Regions from separate parts of the Homo sapiens genome. Here region 1 is linked to region 2. Evidence: read pairs that join two places in POLR2A ChIA-PET (ENCODE). Cell type or tissue: A673. All regions are shown on one strand. Each heading gives the region's core, and the rest is flanking DNA. Links, peaks and the distances in the headings are about the cores only. Region 1 overlaps CLUL1 (clusterin like 1). Region 2 overlaps THOC1 (THO complex subunit 1).

Evidence for each region. Peaks named below come from ENCODE experiments on the same cell type or tissue, not always from the same donor. Only the 100,000 strongest peaks of a DNase experiment are listed, where the experiment ranks them.
Region 1: POLR2A ChIA-PET joins it to region 2 with 5 read pairs; 2 of 35 experiments call an interaction of 5 or more read pairs at or near these places.

The regions. Positions count from the first base shown.
Region 1 is chr18:619,244-627,583 of GRCh38, forward strand. It overlaps CLUL1 (clusterin like 1), which reads left to right. Exons shown (of 10, transcript NM_001393344.1): 4 at 1-118; 5 at 5,622-5,789; 6 at 7,854-8,286. LOC105371952 (a long non-coding RNA gene) reads right to left here. Exons shown (of 7, transcript XR_935082.4): 6 at 5,277-5,503; 7 at 1,409-4,964. Among named protein-coding and RNA genes, the nearest start is that of CLUL1, 26 kb to the left of the region's middle. In A673, for the core only: a CTCF peak has its summit at 4,950 (motif pointing right); a DNase peak (open chromatin) is centred at 4,948; H3K27ac peaks cover 378 bases.
Region 2 is chr18:240,143-248,482 of GRCh38, forward strand. It overlaps THOC1 (THO complex subunit 1), which reads right to left. Exons shown (of 21, transcript NM_005131.3): 10 at 7,707-7,815; 11 at 6,182-6,313. Among named protein-coding and RNA genes, the nearest start is that of THOC1, 24 kb to the right of the region's middle. In A673, for the core only: no CTCF peak of the experiment used is centred there; no DNase peak of the experiment used is centred there.

The sequences.
Region 1 (8,340 bases), core at 102-8,101, 380 kb after region 2:
TGAAGAGGTGAAGAAGGCTTTGACTGGTATTAAGCAAATGAAAATCATGATGGAAAGAAAAGAGAAGGAACACACCAATCTAATGAGCACCCTGAAGAAATGCAGAGAAGAAAAGCAGGTACAGTCATTGAAAATAATGTCTGTTCTTACACAGATCTGGACCAGAAATACTGCACTTGTTAGTGCGATTGATGAATTACTTATTTTCCTTAGTAATAAATTTCATGGGTAGCTGCTTTTATTTGAGGAAAAGTTTAAGGGAAGCTTCAGATTTCCTTGAAGAACATATTTCGTGTAGGATAGGCTTCTGCAAGACTCCAACCCGGAATCTGGGGGATTCATCTCTGTTTAAGTGCTGCTTTCTCAAAAATAGATTATTCTTGGTCTCTTCTGAGTTAGGATATTGAGTCAAAAGTATTTGAAGAGTTTTTTTTTTTACTAGATCAGTGGTCTCCAGAGTTTTTGTTTTTTGTTTTTTGTTTGTTTCTGTTTTTGAGACAGAGTCTCGCTCTGTCACCCAGGCTGGAGTTGATCCCGCTCATTGCAACCTCCACCTCCTGGGTTCAGGTGATTCTCCTGTCTCAGCCTCCCTAGTAGCTGGGATTACAGGCTCCTACCACCACGCCTGGCTAATTTTTGTATTTTTAGAAGAGACGGGGTTTCACCATGCTGGCCAGGCTGGTCCCGAACTCTGGGGCTCAAGTGATCCACCTGCCTCAGCCTCCCAAAGTGCTGGAATTACAGGCATGGACCACCGTGCCTGGCCCAGAGATTTTTGGTCTCTCATTCCTATGACTAAAAAATTTGTTACCACTCACTCCTAAATATATGCATATTCATTTACTTATGAATTAGATACATGAATTGCTACCATTGATATCTCAAGGCACAATATGTATTTAAGGTGAGATTCATCATTAGCGAGTGTGGATATAAGTCCACATTTCAAATAATCTTCTAGATATTTTGAAACTTTTAGCCGACTTGCCAGATCTGATTAGATCACCATAGTTTTCCCTTGTCACTTGGCCAATAAAGAGCTCATAATGATCAAGTGTCAGCTCTGCCATTTGCTTTTGGTCCGCTTGAGCTTAAATTATTCATTTTTAAAATCTGCCAAGTTTTTTTTTTTTTCAAGAATCTTGTTAAGCCTCCTGTCCATTTAGTGAAGGTTACTTTAGTTAAAACTAGATAATAAAATCCATCAGTCTACCTGAGTTCTCTTACATGGCAACTCATTACAATTGGGTGCATGTGAACAGAGCAAGGGAACTATAGTTGATTCTTCTGGAATGTAGAGGATCCCCTTTTCCCCAAGGTCATCACATACAGTTGGGCACACACAGTATCTGACATATGCATCTCAAGAGAGTACCATGTATATCCAATAATGCATCAGCCTAATCACTTTTTCAAATTCAAATAGCTTTATTTAACAGCTATAGCTTGAATTACATATTTTATCAATGGAGAATACATATTATATTCAAATGTCTTTGGAAGATGTAAAAAATTGTTCATATGCCACAGTATAAAGTTCAGTAAATTTCTAAATTATAGACATTGAATAGCTTGCAGTTTAATGACATTAATAATTAACATCACACTCAAAACAATGACTTTTTTAAAAAAGGTTATCTTCAAACATTACCCTTAAATCAAAGAGGAAATTAAAACTGTAACAAAAATAATTTGGAAAATATTTTCAATTTTAATGTTGAGAGTAAATTACTTTTTAAATTTATTTTTATTTTTTGAAAAATGTTAAGTTGTAAAATACATATAACAAAATTTACCATCATAACCATTTTTAAGTGTAACGTTCAGTAGTGTTAAATACATTCATACTGTTGTGCAACCAATCTCCAGAATTATTTTCATCTTGCAAAAACTGAAAGTCTATACATATTAAACAATGCCCCATTCCCCCCACCCCAGTCAGATTTTTAATTTAAAAATACAAGTGGAAGTTCTAATATTTTCTATCTATCCCTCTATCTATAAAGTTGGGGGCCACTGAATTCCAGATTGCTGCTTACATCTTTTTACTTCTGAGGATCATGGCCTCTGGGAGTCCGTTAAGCAACTGGAGCCGGGTAGTGTGACAGGCTGACCCCAAAGCTGTGTGTCAGCGTCACCGGACTGGTTGATGTTGCAGCCTCACCTACTGCCCTGAGTCAGTCAGGGTTCTGGCAAGGAAAGGAGAATGCCTGACCAGCAGCTGCAAACCCTTCTCCCTTTTGGCAGCAATCAAAAGATTTTGAGGAAATCTAAAATAGCTCCTCATCAGGAAAATGTGGAAGCCCCTCCAGCTGGGATCTTCCCTGGTGGGCTTGTGAGCCTGGCCATCTGGGAATAGAGACACTAGATAGCACTCATACACTCTTCACAAAACACATTATCACATGGAATGTTTTGAACATCTGGGTAAACCACTACTTTCATTTTATAGCTAAGAAAACTGGGGTTTGAGATGTTTGTTAATTAACATGTTACTCCAACACTGTAATGAATGAACTGAGATAAAGTCAGCAGATGTGTGCACGGGGGACCCAGTGATTTTCCGCTTTTCTCACTTCCCTGAACCTCCTGGCAAGGAGGACAGGGTATACAGCTTTAACAAGAATATTCCACTTTGGGTGGGTCAAGTAAGCAAATGTGGATTTCACTTCTGGCCCTGAAGAATCCAAGCAACTAGTAGAATTTTTGTTTATTCTTAAAAATCTTATTGTACAAAAATTCATTGAATTATACTCTTAAGTTTGAGGCACTCAATTAGAAAGTTAATCGGAAAAAAAAAATCTGTTTAACCCTGAGTATCCCTCCCTAAAATTACTTAAAGCCTAGAATAAAGGTCAGTTTAGACAAATTATGAATTGGCAAATATGGTGTTAGCAACCCTAGTCTCCCAGTATTGAGCCCCACCCATTCTCAAGAGTACTGCTCAGTGGTGACCCAGCATCCTCACTGTCCCCTTCCTCCACCCCTCCTTATTAATATTTAGTGAGACTATCTGAAACTTATTAAGTAGGAAACCCTAGAGAAGGTTAGAGTGACTTGACCTCCAAATCAGGTTTTATTTGTATGTGTTTTTAATGAAATGGGGTCTTGCTATGTTGCTCAGGCTGGTCTTGAACTCCTGGGCTCAAGGGATCCTCCTGCCTCACTTCCCGAGTAGCTGGGATCACAGGCACTAGCCACCATGCCTGGCTCAATGCCAGGTTAATATAGCGCTTTTGATAAACTGTCATCTATAGGAATAGAGTTATAAGCGTGAATCTGCCAGTTGGTACAATGTCTAGCAGGAAACGGAAGGCGTCGATAGGATATTCCTTAGGAATGTTTACTAGACAGAGGTCTACTTCTTCCATGGCAATGTTTCACTTCCAAAACTTGGGACCTGTGATTTGGTAACTGTTTTTTGTCCTGCTTCTGGGCAGTGAATGGAAGGAAGCCTGAGAGATACTAGTTATTATACTGGACTAGTTATAATAACAGATGTCTTGCCTATGATAATGGATACTAGGTATAATAATAGATGCCTTGCTTGTTTAGCTCATTTAATGCAAAGACCTTGAGAAGTAGATACTGTTATTCCTATTATTCTTATTTGCAAATGAGGAGACTAAGGCTTATATGTATTAAGTAATTTGCCCAAGGGTACACAGCCACTGTAGTTTGGAATTGGGAATATTAGGATTTTGGCTTATGAGGACAATGAGCAGAATATGTAAAATTGGGACTGATTGAGAAAATCCTGGAGGTATTGTTACTTGCCTTGGAGAAACAACTTTTTTTTTTTTTTTGAGACAGAGTCTTACTCTTGTTGCCCAGGCTAAAGGACAATGGCACGATCTTGGCTCACTGCAACCTCCGCCTCCTGGGTTCAAGCGATTCTCCTGCTTCAGCCTCTGAAGTGGCTGGGATTACAGGCACCCACCATCATGACCAGCTAATTTTTGTATTTCTAGCAGAGACAGGGTTTTACTATGTTGGCCAGGCTGTTCTCAAACTCCTGACATCAGGTGATCCACCCGCCTCAGCCTCCCAAAATGCTGGAATTACAGGTGTGAGCCACTGCACCCTGCCGAAAAACAACCACTTTAAGATGTAAGATTCAGCCAGGTGAGGTGGCTCATGCCTGCAATCCCAGCACTTTGGGAGGTCAACCTGGGCAGATCACTTGAGGCCAGGAGTTCGAGATCAGCCTGGGCAAAATGGTGAAACTCCGTCTCTACTAAACATACAAAAATTAGCCCGGCATGGTGGCACGCACCTGTACTCCCAGCTACTGGGGAGGCTGAGGCAGGAGAATCTCTTAAACCTGGGAGATGGAGGTTGCAGTGAGCTGAGATTGCACCACTGCACTCCAGCCTGGGCGACACAGCCAGACTCTGTCTCAAAAAAAAAAAAAAAAAAAAAAAAAGATGTAAGATTCCAAAATTGTTCTACAAAGTCCAAGGACACACACACACTCCTGTCTGGGTCAAAATGTATATTGGCAAGCTGGGGCCCTGGCAGTTTTCTTACGTGGATCATACCAAATGCTACGTGGCTTAGCAGCCAAACTTTACAATGAGGACAACTGACAAATCCTAGCCAGGCAGAGAAGATGTGGAAGATTGTCAGTGCCCAGGTGATTCTTTGGGCTTAATACTCCAGGAAAGGGTCATTTCCATTAGCTCTGAGGCTGTCTTCTTATGGCCAGATCCACTATACTCACTTCATTCCCCTGCACGATATCTCGGCATGGAGGGGGCTGGGGTTCAGAAGTCCACACTTGCAGGGAAGCCAGAGGTTTGGGCAGGGGCACAGGAAGAAAGGTCTGTTGCACCATGGTGCTGACCCGTGAGGCACTCCAGGGGCAGGGCTGAGGCTCGCAGGGACAGGTGCCACTGCTGCTGGGCTCCTCACCACCCAGAGCAGGACTTGGCCAAGTACAGCAAGCACCACAAGGGGGAGCACTGGGAATATAAACAAGAAGAACAAAGCTTGTTTATATTCCCATTTATATTTATTTAATATTACATTATATATAAATATATTTATTATATTACATTCTAATTGCAGAGATGCCATCCTGCGTCTCGGCAATTACAATGTAACTCAACGGGAACATTTAACTTGACATACAAGAATTGTACTTTCTTGCAATGTTTAAGGATATACAACAATTAAAGACAGCATAAATGAAAGAATTAAAATGTACCAGCTTTATAAACTGTAAAGCCCACTTTCCCCATGCACCAGTGGATGAGAATTGAAGACAGACTTACCGGTAAATAGGTAAATCACAGTTGTTCCCAGATCGGGATGGCATCTTCATTGTCAGGTCACCCACACCTAGAGTAATGTCTGTCACATAGCAAACACTCAGTAAATACTTATTGAACAAATGAATGAACAGATGAATAAGATTTACAGTCTTCAATAGGAATCAATCAGTGCTCTTTTCTTAAACTAAACAGAAAGCTTTGGGGGAGATCTGACAGCTGCGAGGCACCTGAAGGAGAAAGAATGAAAAAGCAGTTTAGAATGTATACATTTCAAAGGGTGAAATCAACTAAGGTGCACATAGATTATGAAATGGAAATTGGACTTTTGTTTCTACTTTTAACTAGGAGGCCCTGAAACTTCTGAATGAAGTTCAAGAACATCTGGAGGAAGAAGAAAGGCTATGCCGGGAGTCTTTGGCAGATTCCTGGGGTGAATGCAGGTCTTGCCTGGAAAATAACTGCATGAGAATTTATACAACCTGCCAACCTAGCTGGTCCTCTGTGAAAAATAAGGTAAGAGAAAAAGAGAGCTCAAGATTTCACAGTTCTTGAGGCACCTATTTCAGCTTACTTTTTTATTAATTTATGTTAATATTTAGAACGGAGATGCCTGATCTGATAGGGGCCTTTTGCTTTCTAGAATCTAATACTAATGTTTACATACCATCACCTGTGTATACGCAATTTATAAGGTAGAGCACCCATTCAGTGGTCACTGAATGCATCTCTTAAAATATCCTGGCTTTCTGCCTTGTATTTGTTATTTGTGAACATGTTCCCACTAGATAGTAAGCTCTTTGAGGGCAGGGATCATATCTTATTTGTCTTCACTTATGCATTGGTGGCATCCAGTAAATGTTTACCAAATTGCATTTGGAATCATAGCATTGCAGTCTCTGATTTCAATCCACATTAATTTTTCCTTCTGGAGGCCAAATATTTAAAGATACTCTCTGCCTCCCAAATCTTACCTTCAACATGCTTGCCTCCTTATGCATAACACACACACACACACACACACACACACACACACACACACACCCCTTCATGTCCCCTTTTGCCCTACCCATGTATGTAGGACTGGCATGTTTTCTTTTTTGTACCCTTTGGTTATCTTCTGAGCAGAGGGATCACAGAGGGTGGTGACCTGAATAGGATGAGCTCTGCCCCACTAACGGCTCCAATTAAGCTAGATTTTTCTCCCCCTTCAAGAAGTGAGCTGAATACAAAATTGAGTGGAATTTCACGCTCCATATTAGAGCACATACTAATTAGGGTATGCTCCTGGCTTGGCAATGCCGTACTCAATTACAAAGGGAGCAACTACTAAGATAATGAATGCGCCAAGTTAATTTGCCTCCACTATTAATTGCATCTGCTCTATTTTTAGAGCTACTGTCGCCTGCTAATACACCAGAATATGGTGTAATCAGCACCAGCAGGAAGTCAGGAGATATGGGGACCATTCCCATCTGGGTCAGTTGTGTGATCTTATGAACATTTCTTGGGGCTTTAAAGGTTTGTTTTTGTGGATGAAGAGTCAAGTAAACAGAAGCTGGTAGAGGGAGAGGCAGACAATCCACCCAAATTCTTTTCTTTATTTTTTTTCATGAGACAGGGTCTGGCTCTTTTGCCCTGGCTAGAGGGCAGTGGTGCCATCTTGGCTTACTGCAGCCTCCACCTCCTGGGTTCAAGTGATTCTCCTGCCTCAGCCTCCTGAGTAGCTGGGATTACAGGCGCCCACCACCACGCCTAGCTAATTTTTGTATTTTTAGTAGAGACAGGGTTTTACCATGTTGGCCAGGCTGGTGACCTCAGGTGATCCACACACCTTGGCCTCCCAAAGTGAAAACTTGACCTTTTTAGGCTATTGGTGGGCAATGTAAACCAGGAGAAATTTCAGATCCTGTTTCCATAGGCAAAGGCAAAGTCAGGTATAAGAGGGTTAAGAAATTATCTTAAAGTTAATTGCCTCATACTAGCTTGCCCAGAATTATTCTTGATTTGAAATGACTACTGTAAGTTGACTTTAAAATTTGCAATAAGAAATGGTCCAGGGCCGGGTGCAGTGGCTCACCCCTGTTATCCTAGCACTTTGGGAGGCCAAGGCATGTGGATTACCTGAGCTCAGGAGTTCGAGACCAGCCTGGGCAACACGGTAAAACCCTGTCTGTACTAAAATACAAAAAAAATTAGCCAGGCATGGCGGTGTGCAACTGTAATCCCAGCTACTCGGAAGGCTGAGACAGAAGAATCACTTGAACCCAGGAGGCGGAGGTTGCAGTGAGCCGAGATGGTGCCATTGCACTCCAGCCTGAGTGACAGAGCAAGACTCCATCTCAAATAAGAAAGAAAGAAAGAAAGAAAGAAAGAAAGAAAGAAAGAAAGAAAGAAAGAAAGAAAGAAAGAAGGAAAGAAGGAAAGAAGGAAGGAAGGAAGGAAGGAAGGAAGGAAGGAAGGAAGGAAGGAAGGAAGGAAGGAAGGAAGGAAAGAAAGAAAGAAAGAAAGAAAAGAAAGAAAGAGTCGAGAAAGAAAATAATTTTTTATTCCATTTCTGTCCCCTACTCTACTCCACAGATTGAACGGTTTTTCAGGAAGATATATCAATTTCTATTTCCTTTCCATGAAGATAATGAAAAAGATCTCCCCATCAGTGAAAAGCTCATTGAGGAAGATGCACAATTGACCCAAATGGAGGATGTGTTCAGCCAGTTGACTGTGGATGTGAATTCTCTCTTTAACAGGAGTTTTAACGTCTTCAGACAGATGCAGCAAGAGTTTGACCAGACTTTTCAATCACATTTCATATCAGATACAGACCTAACTGAGCCTTACTTTTTTCCAGCTTTCTCTAAAGAGCCGATGACAAAAGCAGATCTTGAGCAATGTTGGGACATTCCCAACTTCTTCCAGCTGTTTTGTAATTTCAGTGTCTCTATTTATGAAAGTGTCAGTGAAACAATTACTAAGATGCTGAAGGCAATAGAAGATTTACCAAAACAAGACAAAGGCAAGTATTAAAAGATTACTTTTACTTAGAGGTTTACACTAAAGTCAAGTTTTG
Region 2 (8,340 bases), core at 182-8,181:
GTGACTTCTTATTCTATCTCTGCTCTTTATCTTATCAAATAACTAGTCTCCTCTGCTAAGCCTTTCAGACTTTGCCTCTCTTCAAGATTAGGCTCCAAATTCAGAGCCTACTTTGGCAGTACATCTTCTGCACCCTGTCTTTGGTCTTTCCTAGAGGGCTGCTACTTGGTAGCATCAATCACTTTACTTTCTTATCTTGCTTGTATAACCATGGCTTGACTCACACACAGAGGTTATTCTAAAAATAACAATGGCAGAGTATGCTCTAAGTTTTGTAATATGCTCAATGATATTTAAAGAACTGTTCTATCTGTCAGGACCAGAGTTCAAAAATGTCAAAACAGAGGGTAGTTCATGCTTTCCGCCCTGAAGACCATTACAAGTCAATTTTACAATCATATGAAAAGGTTTTGGCTATAGTATTTACCTTTACAGGACGAGTGAAAGCACACCCATATGCTAAGACTGACATGACTGTCAGCAAAAGACTTCTAAAGCAGGGATCCCCAACCTTTTTGGCACCAGGGACTGGTTTCATGGAAGACAATTTTTCCACAGACCAGGGGTTATGGGGTAGAGGGAATGGTTTTGGGATGATTCAAGTGCATTACATTTATTGTGTACTTCATTTCTATTATTAATATATTGTAATATATAATGAAATACATATACAACTCACCATAATGTAGAATCAGTGGAAGCCCTGAGCTTGTTTACCTGCAACTAGAAGGTCCCATCTGGGGTTGGTGGGAGACAGTGACAGATCATCAGGCATTAGATTCTCATAAGGAGCACACAACCTAGATCCCTCATGATCAGTTTACAATAGGGTTCATGTTCCTATGAGAATCTAATGCTGCTGCTGATCTGATAGGAGACGGAGCTCAGGTGGTAATATGAGTGATGGAGAGCAGCTGTAAATACAGATGAAGCTTCGCTTGCTTGCCCACTGCTCACCTCCTGCTGTGCAACCCTGTTCCAGAGCTATCTAAAAGCCTCCCATGCCGAGAACAACTAATGAGATAAAAAAAAAAATTGTAGCATAGTGGTTAGCCTGCCCACTTGTTAACAGGAGGGTCTTGCTTCTGCCTTCATTTGCTCCTAGCTAGGCTATAGTATATCTTATAAGAGACCCACCTTAGCCGTTACTACATAAAGATTCAACCTCTCAAATGGACATAAAAAGTACAAAACATTTAAGGCAGAATGACTATATGGATAGTTTCTTACTGCCAGGAACTTTTTTTTAAAAAATGACCAAAAGTCCTAACTAGAGGCCTCTTCACACAATGCAGAGACCAAGCAAAATTGTGAATTTTCTTTTCTCCATGAAAATGAATGGCCTAATGACCACACTAGGGTCAACAGTACATAACTGTGGGTAACCTCACCCTGGTAACTGCTAGCCACTGAGTATTCCATCTGATCATTTTGGTCATTGAGTCTCAGATGGAAAGTGAGAAGTGTATTATTCTGAAGGACTGGGTAACCCTAAAGCCTATATCTAATTAGTGTTATTATACTCTTTTCTGTGAGAACTTAAAAGATCCAAAAATATATTCCTTTAACCATCATGGTAATACTCATGGTACTTAAACATTTTGAAATGTTGTTCTGCTTTTACATGCTACATAGTACAGAGGGAGGAATCCCTACAATACCAGTGCCTTTTATTTGGTATAAGTTGAACAATTAGAGGTAAAATCCTCCCTTAACATTTCTGAGTATGATCCTGGACTAACCTTAAAGAACAGATACTTTTCCACTGCATTAGAAAATAAGCAACCCAGGTGTATCAGCACTACATTTAGCAAGTAGTAACCCTGGATTATTTTGCTCTGCTAAAAAGGGAACTATACTGTTGGGCACTAGTATTCAGAATCACACTCCAGGTAGTACAAAAATGTGGCACTTTGTTTCTAGGGGAAACTTCTTTCTTTAAGAAGGAAGACACAATAATTTACAAAGACACCCATTTTATTTGTAGAACCTCTACCTACCTGTAGTTGCCACATGACTGGCCTATCTCCAACTATAAAGTTTATATCATCTGGCTGGGCGTGGTGGCTCACGCCTGTAATCCCTGCACTTTGGAAGGCTGAGGCAGGCAGATCACCTGAGGCTGCGAGTTCGAGACCAGCCTGGCCAACATGGCAAAAAACCTGTCTCTATTAAAAATACAAAAATTGGCCAGGCGTGGTGTTGGGCGCCTGTAATCCCAGCTACTTGGGAGGCTGAGGCACGAGAATCGCTTGAACCCAGGAGGTGGAAGTTACAGTGGGCCAAAAAAAAAGTGTCTCAAAAAAAAAAAAAAAGTTTGTATCATCCTTGCCAAGCATTGTTTCCGGACTATCCCTAAGGAAAAGTCTGACCAGATTCATGTAACAAAACACAATGCTTCTGGATAATATTCCCATTGGATGGGGTCACGGCTCTATTACAGAGATGAAAGATCTAACCTTGTAATGACAAGCACTTTTCTAAACCTGCTCACCAGTGAAATGATAGGCTAAAGAGTTATGCTCCAAATAATCATAGCTTTAGATTTCACTTTAGCTAGCTCTTACTGGCAAGGAATATGGCACCCATATCCCTGAAAAATCCAGACCTTTCTCATGACTTACCAAATCTATATCAAAAGTTGAAAGTAACATCAGGCCCAAAACTGGCATATATTTAGGTGTGAAGGCCTTTTTGGGAATCCTAGTATCAAAACACCATGTAAGGTACAGAGATGCTGGAAGGCTTCTTTCAGTGCAGCAGTAAAGCTTATAAAATGTTGCATATTTTCCATGATACACGTAATGCATTACAAATATTTTCACTTGTATATTAAGTAGTAAAAACTAAAAATACACCAAAAAATATGAAGAATGTACAAAGAGGACTGTAAATTTAAGACAAAGTTGTTGCTTAAGGGGCAACAAAGGGAAATGAAGATGCAAAACATTACATGCCTCACATTCTCTTTGGTACAATTTTGTGCCTTTTTCTTACTCCTATGGTAAGTTTTAAGCTTCTCAAAGCTGTTTTTACCTTCCTCGTGATGTGATATTAATTAATGAAATTTCAGTGCTTAATCCTGAAAGTTCATGTTCTAACTGCTGGTGAAAGCAAGTTCACAAAGAATCAGAAAAGGAGAGATACTATTAGAAAGCCAAGTGTGACAAAGTGAATGGAGAATGATATAAAAGCATCAATCCCATATTCCAATGTGGAGATTTCTCTGAAAATGTTTAATCCTGCTGTTTTTCATTACTAAAATGTCTTTAGAAATGCTATTTGTTCGGGAGGTGGAGGCAGGAGAATCGCTTAAACCCAGGTGGCAGAGGTTGCAGTGAGCCAAGACCACGCCATTGCACTCCAGCCTGGGCGACAGAGCAAAACTCCGTCTCAAAAAAAAATATATATATATATATCAATTAAGACATCCAGAGTTTTGAAATAGCTGTCATGTCCTGAGAAATGTGGACCTGTAACTCTTAAAAATACACAACTCTTACTGGTTGTTTTATTTTGTAACTTTTTTGCCCTGATAATATTAAACTGACACCTCTGCATTCTAAAAGTAGGTAACCTTGGGAAGGTTCTTTGTTAAGCAAGAAGAGCTTTGGGATTTTCTTACACATGAAGTAGAATAAAACTTTTGAATTCTTTAGTTAACCAAAAGGTTTCTATATTTGTTTCATTTAAATTAACAAATATAGCTGGAGTTTTAAAAATCCAATCTGATAAAGTCTTATTAGGTATATTAAATCAGTCTATACTTGTTATTACTGACCTATTTCTCTCCTCCTTTCTCTTCCTTTTTTCTGCCATTCGCTGGATTTATAAAGTGGTCTAGATTCCTCCCTGCCTCCCTTTGATCTCTGTTCTTTGAGAGCAACAAGTTGGTTTTCTTTTGGTGGTTACCCTTTTAATATACATGAAAAGGAATATTCAGTATTCCTTTCCTACTCCTGAAGATTACAAGGACTGCCATAATTTTAAATTACTCACTAAACATCTCTGCTTTCCCCTTCCATATTATTACTGTCATCTAGTTAAGTTCCACGTTAATAAAATTTTTTAATTAAAAAAATTTTAAATCATTCATGACTTTTTTGTGTTTATAGTCAATAGTAAATTTACTGTCATATTTTTCAATTTTTGTGCTCACCGTTGCCTTCTGTATCCCACTCCATTCTTATGGGTTCAATTTCCTTCCTCCTGAAGAACATCCTTGAGTAGTTTTTTTCAAAATGAGGGTCACTGAGTGGTAAGTTATCCTGGTCTTTAAATAAAAATGTCTTTCTTTCATCGACAGTCTTGAGTATATTTAACTCGGTATAAAATTCTAGATTGAATGTCATTTTTCTTTCAGCACTTTAATATTTCTCTACTGTCTTCTGGTATTAATGGTTGATATGTTAGAAATCTGCTAACAGTCAAACTGCTGTGCCTTCCCAGTATATTTGTCTTTCTTATCCCTTAGTGGCTTTTAGGTTTTCTCTGAATGCCCACAGTTATGGCATGATGTAATGAAGAGTAGATTTATCTTTCTTTATCCTGCTTGGCAGTTGTGACACACTTTTAAGCTGAGGATTTGAGATTTCCTTCAATTCTTTGCAATCCAGTTTCTCTACCATTCCCTCCATTTTCTTCTTTGGAAATCCTACTAGACAGATGTTGGAAATTCCCAATCTATTCACCATGGCTTTTAACTGCTCTTCCACTTAAAAAAAAAAAATCTGTCTGTGCTGCTTGCTGGATGAAGTTCTCATCACCTTCTTCAGTTCACTAGTTCTTTGTTCATCTATGTCCAGTGTATAGTTTAATTCTGTGTGCTGAGTTTTGGTTTCAATTATTGTATTTTTCATTCCCAAGACTCCCGATTAGTTGTATCGACTGTCCTACTTCATTTCAGCCTGCTTTTGTTTCATGATTTCTTGTTCCTTTTCAATGGATGTTATCTCATCGATTATCTTTTTGAGTATCCAAAACATACATAAAGTCTTGGTCAGGCTATATATTTCATCTGGAATAAATATATATATATATCCCAATAGTTGATTTTGCTGGTGATCCTTCTTAGCATTAGATTTATGGATTTTGGAATTTTAATTTATCAGAGTTTTGAACAGGAGCCTTTTCTTTTGGGATGTTTGTTTACTTCCTTTCCCCTCCCTCTCTGTGTACATCCTTCCCTGTCTAGCAGTTTTGCATCTGCTTCTACCAGGGCCCCTGAGTCCAAAAGTCTAGAAGAAGTCTTATGATGACTTCTTGGAGCAGCTGTTTCATAAGTATACTGAGCATATCACATATCTGGTCACTGAGCAAGCAGATGGACACAAAGCTGTCTTTGTTATCCCTAGGCTCACAACTTCCTATAAAACCATAGCCCTTGGCAGAAGACTGGCAATATTTTTTCTTAGTTTCTTCCCAAAACTGGATAAAAGTTCCACCCTAGTCCTTGGCTTCAAGAAGTGAATCTGGCTCTGGCCCCTTGTCCCACATGGTGCACATTTAGTCTCTGTTACTTGTAGCCAAATTCCTGGACACCACCACCTGCCTTGGATAGAGAGTCCAGCAGGCCCAGGCTGCAGTTTTGCTCACTACTTGGCATTTCTGGTCCATGAAGATATTTATCTTGTTTCTGGAAGCCCAGCCTTGTCTCTTTTGTTTTCTCGTTTATATTTTACCCGTCATTGCTATGTGTTTGGAGCAAAGGGAGTGAGTCGAAACATAAACTCAATGTGCCATCTTGACTAGAAACTTTACATAATCTTGTAGCATTATATTTGAATAAAATTTACTTTTTAAAATGTATAAATAAGATTAACAAGGAACTTTTAAACCCCTTACTTGCACCTAAATAATAATTATGAAATATTTTCATATACAAATTAAATCCTAACTTGACATTTAAAATATATAGACATGAAAGTAATTAAACTGCATTTATTCCAAAATTAGTTTACAAAACAGACTTAATGTAGAACTACTTTCACCTTTGAAACCAAATTAGTCCTACTTCTGAAAGGAAGAAATGGGACTTTCAAACTAACATTAATCAATCAGCTTTAACCCAAAGTAAAATAAGAAACATTTCTATTCAGTTTAACTTAGAAAGGCTGTCAGCTAAACGGAAATAAAACAAGACCATTTCTTATTATGCTTAATGAAAAAGAAAAACTTATACCTTTTCACTTGTTAAAAATTTTGCAAAATATACATGTTCTCCTCCTGTTTTCAATTCTTCCATCTTTTTTCTTGAGGCCTGAGTATCATCTAATTTATAACTCTTAAAAACAGCTAAAACTTCTTCAGAATACTGCAAAATAAAAATATTAGTTTTATTCGACATTGTTACCCAAATTTGTTTAGTGCTTTTCTGCATCAAAATGCCTAGAATTTACTCCCAGTCAATCATGTATGTAGACTGTATATTGCAAGGCACACTAACAATACAAATTATGATAGCAGAATGGGAGTTAAAACTATTTTGTATGATATTTCACTTGTTGCAAAAGTAGGTACAAGCTCCCTACTCCTAAAGAAATATAATTTCTTGGCCAGTGGTGGTGGCTCACGCCTGTAATCCCAGCACTTCGGGAGGCGGAGGGGGGCGGGTAACTTGAGATCAGGAGTTTGAGACCAGCCTGGCCAACATGGTGAAACCCCGTCTCGACTAAAAATACAAAAATTAGCCAGGTGTGGTGGCGGGCACCTGTAGTCCCAGCTACTCAGGAGACTGAGGCTGAAGAATCCCTTGAACCTGGGAGGCTCCGTCTCAAAAAAAAAAAAAAAAAAAACGAAGAAATATGATTTAAGAAGTCTGTGTAAGGGACAAATAGATTAGGGAACATTTTTAAGAGTGTACAGAAATTTACCAGTGAAATTGTTTAACCACCTGTGGAAACTCTTACGCATTTCTTGTGCTAAAAACTGAGCAAATAAATTCCACCAAATTCTGTCCAGTTAGAAGACAATTCCAGATTATTTCTCACTAACCACTTAATCTGAATTTGGATGGTGCTGCCCCCACAAAAAATTGCATATAAAACAAAAACTATTAAAAATAACATAACACACACCATGCTATTCTGAGAACTACCTATTTATCTTAGATTTTAATTATGACAAAAAAGGACAACTGATCTTTAAGTAGCCAAGAAAAATATAACAAATTCTTCTAAAACAGGATTGGCAAACTTTTTCTGTAAAGGACCAGAGAGTAAGTATTTCAGGCTTTGTGGCCTTTATAATCTCAGTTGCAACTACTCAGCTGTGCCATTATAGTGCAAAAACAGCCACAGGTAAGTGGATGGTCATGGTACTATTCCAATAAACCTTTGTTTATAAGCAGTAGGTTAGATCTGGCCCAGAGCCATGACTTGAGGACTTCTGTTTCAACAAGATAGCTAAAATAATTTTGTACAAAGATAGAATATATTCTGCAAAATATCAATTTATGTTAACAACACTCATTATATTCAAAAAAAGCAAGGCTGTAATGACGAACTTTTAAATATCCGATTCTTATATACTACTTCACAATATTAGTGGTTTAAATATTAATTTATAATTTCACTTGTTATGAAATTGGTATAAAAATGTAAGAGGCAGAATTACATAGTGAAAAGTATGTTAGACAAGATTAAGTTTTAGCTCTATCACTGTCTATAAAATACTGGGCTTCTGATAGTCTGTCAATGGCAACTTACCTTGAGAAAAGTTTTCCATGAAATCTTCTCATAGCATTGCACAGGGTTCCTGAAGTAATCCTGAAGTGACCAGAATTTTCGATACAGGTTGTAATCAATTGGAATAGAGCTAATAAAATAAACGTTATATTAAATAAATCATTCAAATTCTTTTACAAATATCTAAATATTCTTAACTTAGCTTTGGTCACAAACCGTTTTCAGAAGCTAATGAAAGTTATCAGAAAAGTACACATTCACAAATGCTTATATAAACTTTTACAAATCATTTTAGGGAACTCATAGACCCCAATAGACTCTTTATCTACACTGGTGGAGCCCCTGAATTTTGGAAGGACACATGGTTATTCAGAATTAAAGATTATGTTTCCCAACCAATCTTGCTGCTCGCATGGTCATGTGATTAAATTCTGGCCAATCAGTTGAGAGCGGAAGTCATATGTGCAACTTTTGGGCCATATTTTATCACTGGCCTTTTCCTCTTCCTGCTGGCTAGAATGCAGATGTGAGCGTGAGCCACCTTGCACTACAGGAAAAAGGGCAAACACCAAGATGATGGAAGAAGAAGGTAGAAGAAGCCTGGGTCTAGGCAATCTCACCGAGCAGTGCTCCCTTACCAGCCTTGGACTGCCTG